2 separate regions of the Homo sapiens genome follow, and region 1 is linked to region 2. Evidence: read pairs that join two places in POLR2A ChIA-PET (ENCODE). Cell type or tissue: MCF 10A. All regions are shown on one strand. Each heading gives the region's core, and the rest is flanking DNA. Links, peaks and the distances in the headings are about the cores only.

What was found. ChIA-PET counts read pairs that join two places held together with the same protein. Peaks named below come from ENCODE experiments on the same cell type or tissue, not always from the same donor. Only the 100,000 strongest peaks of a DNase experiment are listed, where the experiment ranks them.
Region 1: POLR2A ChIA-PET joins it to region 2 with 5 read pairs; 3 of 35 experiments call an interaction of 5 or more read pairs at or near these places.

Annotation. Positions count from the first base shown.
Region 1 is chrX:69,644,130-69,649,501 of GRCh38, reverse strand. The region is part of intron 1 of EDA (ectodysplasin A); the gene reads right to left. Among named protein-coding and RNA genes, the nearest start is that of EDA, 31 kb to the right of the region's middle. In MCF 10A, for the core only: no CTCF peak of the experiment used is centred there; no DNase peak of the experiment used is centred there.
Region 2 is chrX:69,553,455-69,558,826 of GRCh38, reverse strand. No RefSeq gene overlaps it. Among named protein-coding and RNA genes, the nearest start is that of NALF2, 52 kb to the right of the region's middle. In MCF 10A, for the core only: no CTCF peak of the experiment used is centred there; a DNase peak (open chromatin) is centred at 2,286.

The DNA of each region.
Region 1 (5,372 bases), core at 94-5,093, 91 kb before region 2:
GGGAAGCTTGCTATAAGCCAAAAAAAGTAAAGAAATAATAGCCCTACCTTATACATTTGTCAGTCAATAGGTTCCCAGTATCTAATCCCCAGATAGTCACCACAATTGCACTGTTTACACAAATTAATAGAGTTACCATTCTCCTATTGACACCGGCAACTGGACTAAATAGACCAACCTATCATTTAGATGCTTCACATTTATATGCACACATAATTCACTGAAACCATTTCAGGAACTACCTAATATGCATTAGCTAACACTCTATTTCATAAGAATCTAAAAATATGGGAGGGGCCAAGATGGTCGATTAGAAGCAGCTTCAGTCTGCAGCACTAATGGAGAGGAATGAAAGGGGTGAGTGAATTCAGCACCTTCAACTGAAATATCCAGGTTCTCCCATTGGGACTGACTAGGCAAACAACTTGACCTACAGAGAATGAAGAAAAGTAGAGAGGGATGACGGCCCACCCGGGAGTGACATGCAGCCAAAGGAACCCTCCACCCCCAGCCAAGGGAAGCTGTGAGTGATTGTGTGACCCTGCCCCAGGAAACCACGTTTCTCCCACAGATCTATGCAACCCATGGATCAGGAGATCACCTTGTGACCCCACACCACCAGGACCTTGGGTCCAATACACAGAGCTGTGTGGAGTCTCAGCAGAGCAGCCACTCAGGCACACACAGAAACCCAAGAGTTTTATAATGCATACTCCAGACCCAGGATCACTGGCAAGTCCATCCATACATGTCCCTAGGAAGGGGGGTGATTCCAGGGAGCCAAGCAGTTCTGTGGGCCCCACTTCCACAGCACCTCACACATTAAGATGCACTGGCTTGGAATTCAAGCCAGCCAAAGGCAACAGGCTGGAGTCTGCCTGAGACAGGACTGAACTCCTGTGGGGAGGGGCGGCCACCATCTCTGCTGATCCGTAGACTCAGCCATTCCAACCTGCCAACTTTGGAGAATACAGATGGCCTGGATGGGGAAGGGTTCCCCACAGCGCAGCACAGCTGCCTTGCCAGATCAGTGCCAGACTACTTCTTTAAGTGGGACCCTGATCCATTCCTCCTCACTGGGCAGGATCTCCCAGTGGCGGCTTCAGCCACTGCAGCCAGGGTTCTACGGATAGAGCTCTGATCTCTCCCTGGGACGGATCTCCTGGGGGAAAGGGTGGCCTCCATCTCTGAGGTTTGGTTGACTCAGCCACTCCAGCCTGCTGGCTGTTAAGAATACAGGTGGTTTGGACAAGGAAGGGTCCCCCCGAAATACAACACACCTGCTCTACCAAAAAGCAGCCAGACTGCTTCTTTCGGTGGGCTTCTGATCCCATTCTTCCTGACTAAGACCTCACAATGGGGGTCTCTAGCTCCTTCCTACAGGCACATGTGGGCTGGCAACAGGTCAGTACCCCCCTGGGACAGAGCTTCCAGAGGAAGGAGCTGGCTGTCATGTTTGCTGTTTCATGGCCTTCACTGGTGATAACTCAAGGTACTGGAGAAACCGAGGCAACTGGAGTCTGGAGTGGACCACCAGCAAACCACAGCAGTCCTACGGTACAGTGGCCTGACTGTTAAAAGGAAAACAAACAGAAAACAACAACAATAACAACATCAACAAAAAACCCCACAAAAATCTAATTCAAAGGTCAGTAACCTCAAAGATCAAAGGAAGAGAAGCCCACAAAGATAAGAAAGAATCAACGTAAAAATGCTGAAAACTCAAAAAGTCAGAGTGCCTCTTCTCCAAATGACTGCAACACCTCTCCAGCAAAGGCACAGAACTGGGCTGAGGCTGAGATGGCTGAATAGATGGAAGTGGGCTTCAGAAGGTGGATAATAATAAACTTTGCTGAGCTAAAGGAGCATGTTGTAACCCAGTGCAAAGAAGCGAAGAATCATGATAAAACAATACAGGAGCTGATAGCCAGAAGAGCCAGTTTAGAGAGGAACACAGCCAACCTGATGGAGCTGAAAAACACAACACGAGAACTTCACAATGCAATCACAAGTAGCAATAACAGAATATACCAAGAGGAGGAAAAAATCTCAGTGCTTCAAGACTATCTTTCTGAAATAAGACAGGCAGACAAGAATAGAGAAAAAAAATGAAAGGAATGAACAAAACCTCCATGAAATATGGGATTATGTAAAGAAACTGAACCTACGACTGGGGAACCTAAAAGAGACAGGGAGAATGGAACCAAGCTGGAAAACATAGTTCAGGAAATCATCCAGGAGAATGTTCCCAAAATAGCAAGACAGGCCAACATTCAAATTCAGGAAATGCAGAGAACCCCAGTAAGATACTCCATGAGAAGATCAACCCCAAGACACATAATCATCAGATTCTGCAAGGTTGAAATAAAAGAAAAAATGTTAAGGGCAACCAGAGAGAAAGGTCAGGTCACTGACAAAGTGAAAACCATCAGACTAATAGCAGACCTCTCAGCAGAAACCCTACAAGCCAGAAGAGACTGGGGGACAATATTCAACGTACTTAAAGAAAAGAAATTCCAACCCAGAAAATTATATCTGGCCAAACTAAGCTTCGTAAGTGAAGGAGAAATAAGATCCTCTTCAGACAAGAAAAAGCTGGAATTCATTACCACCAGACCTGCCTTTCAAAAGCTCCTGAAGGAAGCACTAAATATGGAAAGGAAAAACTGTTACTGGCCACTACAAAACACACTGAAGTACACAAACCAGTGACACTATGAAGCAACCACATAAACAAGTCTACAAAATAACCAGCTATCATCAAGATGACAGGATCAAACTCACATATAACTAACAAACTCACACATGCTAATCTTAAATGTAAATGGGCTAAATGACTCAATTAAAAGACACACAGAATGGCAAACTGGATAAAGAGCCAAGACCCATTGGTATTGCTGTCTTCAAGTGACCCATCTCATGTGCAAAGACACACATAGGCTCAAAATAAAGGGATGAAGGAAAATTTACAAGCAAATGGAAAACAGAAAAAAGCAGGGGTTGCAATCCTATTTTCTGACAAAACAGACTTTAAATCAACAAAGATCAAAAAAGACAAAAAAGGGCATTACACAATGGTAAAGGGTTCAATTCAACAAGAGGAGCTAACTATCCTAAATATACATACAACTAATACAGAAGCACCCAGATTCATAAGGCAAATTCTTAGAGACCTACAAAGAGACTTAGACTCTCAAACAATAATAGTGGGAAACTTTAACACCCCACTGGCAATATTAGACAGATCATCAAGATAGAAAATTAACAAAGATATTTACTACCTGAACTCAGCTCTAGATCAAGTGGACCTGATATCTATAGAACTCTCCACCTCAAAACAACATAATACATTCTTCTCATCATCACATGGCAGTTACTCTAAAATTGATCATATAATTGGCAGTAAAATACCCCTCAACAAATGCAAAAGAACTGAAATCATAACAGTCTTTCAGACCACAGCACAATCAAATTAGTACTCAAGATTAAGAAATTCACTCAAAACCACAAAACTGCGTGTAAATTGAACAATATGCTCCTGAATGACTGTTGAGTAAATAGTGAAATTAAGGCAGAAATCAAGAAGTTCTTTGAAACTAATGAGAACAAAGAGACAACGTACCAGAATCTCTGCGATGCAGCTCAAGCAGTGTTAAGAGGGAAATTTATACCACTAAATGCCCACATCAGAAATCTAGAAAGATCTAAAGTTAGCAACCTAACATCTCAACTAAAAGAACTAGAGAACTCGTCATTTACATCAGGTTCGAGTTAATGGGTGAGGCACACCAACATGGCACATGTATACATATGTAACAAACGTGCACATTGTGCACATGTACCCTAGAACTTCAAGTATTTTATACATATATATATATACACACACATATATATATATACACACACACATATATATAAAAGAACTAGAGAACTAAGAGCAACCAAATTCCAAAGCTAGCAGAGGACAAGAAATAACAAAGATCAGAGCTGAAGTGAAGGAGATAGAGACATGAAAAAACCTTGAAACACTCTAAACACAATCAGAAATAAGAGGGATATCACCACTGACCCCACAGAAATACAAACAACCATCAAAGAATACTATAAACACCTCTATGAACATAAACTAGAAAATCCAGAAAAAATTCGATAAATTTCTGGTCACATACACCCTCCCAAGACTGAACCAGGAAGAAATTGAATCCTTGAATAGACCAATAATGAGTTCTGAAATTAAGACTTTGACAAAGAGCCTACCAACCAAAAAGCCCAGGACCACACAGGTTCACAGCTGAATTCTACCAGAGGTACAAAGAAGAGTTGGTACTGTTTCTACTGAAACTATTCCAAACAATTGAAAAGGAGGGACTCCTCCTGAACTCATTTTATGAGGTCAGCATCATCCTGATACCAAATCCTGGCAGAGATACAACAAAAAAAAGAAAACGTTAGGCCAATATCCTTGGTGAACATCAATGCAAAAATCCTCAATAAAATACAGTAGCACATCAAAAAGTTCATCCACCATGATCAAGTCAGCTTCATCCCCAGGTTACAACGTTGGTTCAACGTACACAAATCAATAAACGTGACTCATCACATATACAGAACTAAAGACAAAAACCACAAGATTATCTCAATAGATGCAGAAAAGGCCTTCAATAAAATTCAACATCCCTTCACGTTAAAATCTCTCAATAAACCAGATATTGAAGAAACATACCTCAAAATAATAACAGCCATTTATGACAAACCCACAGCCAATAGTATACTGAATGGGCAAAAGCTAGAAGCATTCCCCTTGAAAACTGGCACAAGACAAGGATACCCCCTCTTACCACTCCTATTCAACATAGTATTGGAAGCTCTGTCCAGGGCAATCAGGCAAGAGAAGGAAATAAAGGTATTCAAATAGGAAGAGAGGAAGTCAAATTATCTTTGTTTGCAGATGACATGATCCTATATCTAGAAAACCCCATCATCTCGGCCCAAAAGCTCCTTAAGCTCTTAAGCTGATAAACAACTTCAGCAAAGTCTCAAGATATAGAATCAATGTGCAAAAATTGCTAGCATTGCTATACACCAACAACAGGCAAGCAGAGAGCCAAATCATGAATTAATTCCCATTCACAATTGCTACAAAATGAATAAGACACCTAGGAATACAGCTAACAAGGGAAGTGAGGGACCTCTTCAAGAAGAACTACAGACCACTGCTCAAGGAAATCAGAGAGGACACAAAGAAATGGAGAAACATTCCATGCTCATGGATAGGAAGAATCAATATCTTGAAAATGGCCATACTGCACAAAGTAATTTATAGATTCAACACTACTCTCATTAAACTACCATTGACATTCTTCACAAAATTA
Region 2 (5,372 bases), core at 229-5,228:
CTTCCTCCACATTTCCACTAAGTTTATACATACACTTCACTAGAGACATTATTATAATTGATGTTTATTTAACTATCTTCTTTTCCAGCTTGCAAGACACTTGAGGGCAGAGATTTTATCATTTCATCTCTGAATATCCAGCCTCTACTGCAGTATGTGGTATAAAGATACACACACACACAGAAGCAAGGAAAAAAAGTAAGCTTTATAGACTCTTTGATCATCTGCTGCTCTGGGCCAAGAATGTTAAACAGTTTGCATATTATCTCATTTAATCCTTATTTAACCCTCTACTTGGTATTTCTACCTTAAAAATGAGAAAACTCGGGCTCTATGAGGTTAGGTAACTTGCACAGTGTCACATATACAGTCAAAGACAGAGGCAAAGGTGAGAGAGAGAAAAAGAATTGAACTCCTCTAGGAGTAGTCTTTCCTTAAAAAGGCCCCAACCTGAATTTTCATCAACTCCATCTTGCCTTCAGACCCAAAGCCTCCAAATAGTGTCTTATGTACAGACCATAGTCATCTACATCCACCCTCTAAGAAAGAAAAGAAAAGTTTCTAAGGAAGAAACTTTATGTCTCAGAAATGCCACCTTTCTATGTAACTTGCCTCCATCTTCTCTACCTAAGACTTCAACTGGGCCCATCGCAGCCATCTCCATTCCTCCCTGTTGGGAGCTTGAAACCTTCCCAGCTGTCTTGACCCTTCTATGGCCCAAGCCTTTCACTTGAATTGATCTACGACAAGCTGGGAGTTTTTGAAAAGAACTTTTCTCAGAAGTTGAGGGGAACACAACAATTTTTTAAGAATTACAAAACCCTAGAAATAAATGAGTTTACAGAAGACATTTATTTTCCTAATGGATCTCAGATCTTTCCACTGATGGATTTGGCCGGCAGATTATAGGGCATTCAATCCCCATTCCTATTCTTGGCCTCAGCCCTGTCTGAATTGGATGCTTGACCATGCTATTCAGACTCATTGCCTGGAAAGTTTGGGTTTGTGCCACCATTAGGGCTGGTGGGATTCTCTGTCCTTTCCAGAATCCGCTTTATTAATTTGGCTTTGCAGTGGGGAGGGGTGAAGGGAGATGGGGGACATTGCCAGATTACCTCCTTGCCCTGGGAAACTCTATACTTGTCCTGAGTATCTTTTCTGTCCCCTGAGAGAACTACCCTGGTTCCTGGTCCCAGAGTAAGGAATATACTCCTTTATCTACCCCAAAAGTGGCCTTTCTTGCACTTCAAGTAGCCTAGCAGATGTTTCCGTAACTCCTCTTAGATGCCTCTAGGCTCTGGTCTCTGAAAAGCCCACCTTCACTCCAGCCTGTTTCTCTTGGTCCCCTTAGGTTTTCCTGAAGCGTATCTGGTAGACACCTCCTGCGGAGGTGCCACCCCTATGGCAGTCACTGCTGATTTTCTATCCAGTAGACCTGTCCCTGCTCCATCACTTATTGTTCCAGGGTTTAAAAATCTCTTACAACTCGGTCCAAACAACTTCACTCTCCAAGGAATTTTAAACCGGCAGCGGGAGACACAAAGTGTGGCAGCCAGTCATTGAAGCTGGGTCTCATGAGTAGCAGTGCTTTAATGAGGAGGGGCCACCAACTGCCACTGTTTAGATCTACAAAGCAGTCCTGGTTCCTGTCTTTCCTGAGGGTAACTCTTCCTTCAGTTGCTTGCAACCCAAAGAGCCTTCGATAATGGTATCTAACGAATTAGACATTAGGACTAGTTCTACCCTTCTGTGACACACACAGCTGTTATTGTAGGCCTGAAATTACAAATTGCTTTCATTTTCCATGTCAATGCCTAGTGTACTCAGTTAAGAAGGACTTCAAAGTAGCGTCAGCACTGAAATTGGGGTGCAATGTCCACCAGGGACAGAGGAGTGAGAAGCGGCATTATGTTTGCCAAGTATTTGCAGACCCTATCTGGGCTAACACCTGAGACTATTCTCTCTAGTAACCTATGTGGCCTCTTTCTGAAGCCTGTTTGTCTACGTAGTTCACTAACTCTGTGACCTTGGACAAATTTCTTCCCTTCTCTGAATGCCGGTTCCTTGAGTATAAAACAAAGAGGTTGGGTCAGATGATCTCGAGGTCCTTTCTAGCTCTATGACTCAGGTCAGCCCCCTTCAAAGGGCAGTAGCAGACTCCCTGTCGCTTCCTGTTTCAAAACTCCCTCCCCTCCCCCTTTACAGCACTCACTGAATTCCAGTGTCATGTTTGAGGGACACCTTCAGTTCTCAGACCATTGGCAGAGTACAGTGGATTGACAGGCCTGGAGCCCAGTGAATCATCAGGCCTTTCCTAGTTCAGGTTACGAACTCCACCCACTTCCCCTGGGTTTCTCTGATGATTCATTCAGGTGCCCCTCTCCTATCCTTGGGAATGACCTTCCAGAATTTTATCTCTCCAGTTTTGCAATAGACAAATACTTCACATGCTGACTTATGGTAAGAGACAATATCCATCAGCAGTAAAAGGGTTGCTTTCTCACGCCCTCCCTCCTCGGCCCCCACCACCATCATCCAAACCATGCGCCTCCCCAGTCAGGCTCTCACTGGCCCTCTCTTTGCTGTCTGTCTTCAGACTCAGTCCTGCATTCCCCGGGATTTCCTCTCCCAAGGCCCAAGTGCCTGCACCTCACCGCTTTCCCCTCATTAGGCTCTGGTCTTCCGTGGCAACGCGGCCTTTACCTTTTCCCCACCCTGCCACCCCACTCCAGTCTCATTGCCCCCTTCACGGGCCTCTCCCTCTGCAGCTGCTGCAGTCTGAATAAGCACAACAAAAAAATTACCACATGTATTAAAGCGAAGCTCTTGTTGGACAACTGCAGATTTCCCTGGGCAGGATTTCAGTTTGATTTTCTCAGGGTTCCTATGAAGCCGGAGTTCCTGCCCAGACCCACCCCACCCCCGCCCCAGATGTCTGGGCCTGTAGGGAACCAGAGCCCTTCGCTTCTCTGGCCAGTCCTGGAAGACCAGACCCCCTTCCCACCCGGAACTTCCTTGTCCACCAGTCAGGGTCCCAAGGAACAGAGAGGGCAGAGGAAAGTCAGCCAAATGGGGCAGAGAGCCTGCAGTCCGCTCCTTAGGGAAGTTTAACTCAGAACTGAGGGCCTGAGGGCAGAGATCCAAGCCCCCCCTCACTGAAGCAGAAACCAATCTTGCAAATAAACATATAAACAGATTACCAGTGAGTTAGGAAGGGCTGCTAAGGGGCTGGAGAGCTAAGCTGTCCATGGCCCCACCCCTGGCACTTCCCCCAAGGAAGAGGGATTGAGTCTCCAAAGCCTAGGCCCCACCCAGCCTCTCAGTTGCTGAGCTTGGCCAGGCTGGGGCCTCTTCATTCACTGTTGCCCCTTTCTCCCTGGCCTCTCCACCCAGAATCCCACTCCAACTCTTTTTGCTTCAGAAGGCTGCGCTCCTGCCCATCTCTTCTGTGCACCCCTGCCATCTCTTGCCAGGTTTTCACCATCCCCAGCCACATTCTCTATATCCCCAAGCACATTTGCCACCGTGCGCCTCCCTCTCAAGTGCTCACTAGGAACCTTGAAAATGGCCACAGATAACACTCACTTCATCCCCCTCCTCACTTTTACTCTTTCAGAAGACCAGGCAGACCCTTCTATTTAAGTTGTCTGGGCCTCAGCTTGTCCCAAAATGCTAAGAGCCTTGCCCACACCCACAGGCACCCCTGCGAAGTATCTGTGTGTTACGGAGCAGAACTGTGGTGCCCAGGCTCTGGGCCTCAGCAAGATTTTCCCAGTTTGTTCCTTCCTGTGGTTGCTCCTTTCTGTCACTCCCATCATAACCATTAGGGAATGGTTCCAAGCATTCAGATGCTGAGAGGGCCCAAGGGGAACCTGGCAACAGGCCAGAATGCTCTGCTGGAGGTCAGGTTGCCCATGCAGGTCACAGCCTCTAGCCTTGGCCAGAGGGAAAGAATACTGTCCCTGGACCAGGCTGCAAGTTCCACAGGTCTGTTTAAGCTCTGTTACTGTATCCTCAAGGCCTAGCACAGTGTCTGGCACATAGGAGGCATGCAACAAATATGTTGAATATGTGCATGCAGAAATATCTTAATGAATAAAGCTGACAGCAACAACCTTCTAGGGCGATGGTGCTTCCTCACATGACTAAAACTCTAAGGCTTCTGTATTAGCTTTCTATGACTGTTGTAACACACTAGCACAAACTTAGCAGCTTTAAAACACCACCTATTTGTTAGCTCACAGTTCTGTAGATCAGAAGTCTAGGTGGGCTCAACTGGGTTCCCTGCTCAAGGTCTCATAAAAGCAAGATCAAGATTTCTGCTGGCTTGGGCTCTTGTCTGGAGGCTGAGTAAATATCCATTTCCAAGTTCATTTAGGTTGCCGGCAGAATTCACTTCCTTGTGGCTGTAGGTCTAAGGTCCTGTTTCCTCGCTGGCTGTTAGCTGGGGGCTGCTCGCTGTCCTGAGAGGTTGCCTGCATTTCTTCTCACAGGCCCCTTCCTCCATTTTCAAAGCAGCAACAGCGACTCAACTTCTTCAAATCACTTTGCCTTTCTTTTCTGCCTTCCTCTTTTGCCACCAGCTGGAGAAAGTTCACTGCTTTTAAGGACTCGTGATTAGATCAGGTACATCCAGATATTCTCCCTTTTTTATTGTGGTAAAATACAGAAAATGGGCCACTGAACCATTAAGTGTACAGTCCGTTGAGATTAAGTACACTCATATTGCTGTGCAGCCATCCCCAACGTCCATCTCCAGAAGTTTTTCATCCTCCCAAACTGAAACTCTGTACCCATTCAACAATACCTCTGCATTCCTTCATACCCCCAGCCCCTAGCAACCACTATTCCATTTTCTATCTCTGTGAATTTGACTACTCTAGGTATCTCATATAAGTGGAATCATACAATTATTTTATGACTTGCTTGGTTAACTTAGCATCATATTTTGAAATTTTAGCCATGTTGTGGCATGTGTCAGAATTTCCTTCCTTTTAAAGGTTAAATGATATTCCATTAAATCTCCCTTCTCTAAGGTCAACTGGGCCATATAACGCACTATAACCCTGAGAGAGATAGCTTATCACATTTACAGGTTTTGGGAATTAGAACATAAAATCCTGGGGACATTCTTAGAAATTCTGCCTACTGCAGTCTCCAATTCAAGGATGTGGACTATTGCCATCCTCCACCCAGAGCAAAAAAGAGCAGCGTGGGTAGTAGCCAGCGCATGCAATGGGCCTGGTGAGGGTGACTGGTATGGGGAGTGGACTGAGAGGGCCAATGGAGAAAGGCACTAATCTTTATTGCATGAGCACTATACACAGGGTGCTAATAGGTGCTTTTACATGCATAATTTCATCAAATCCTGA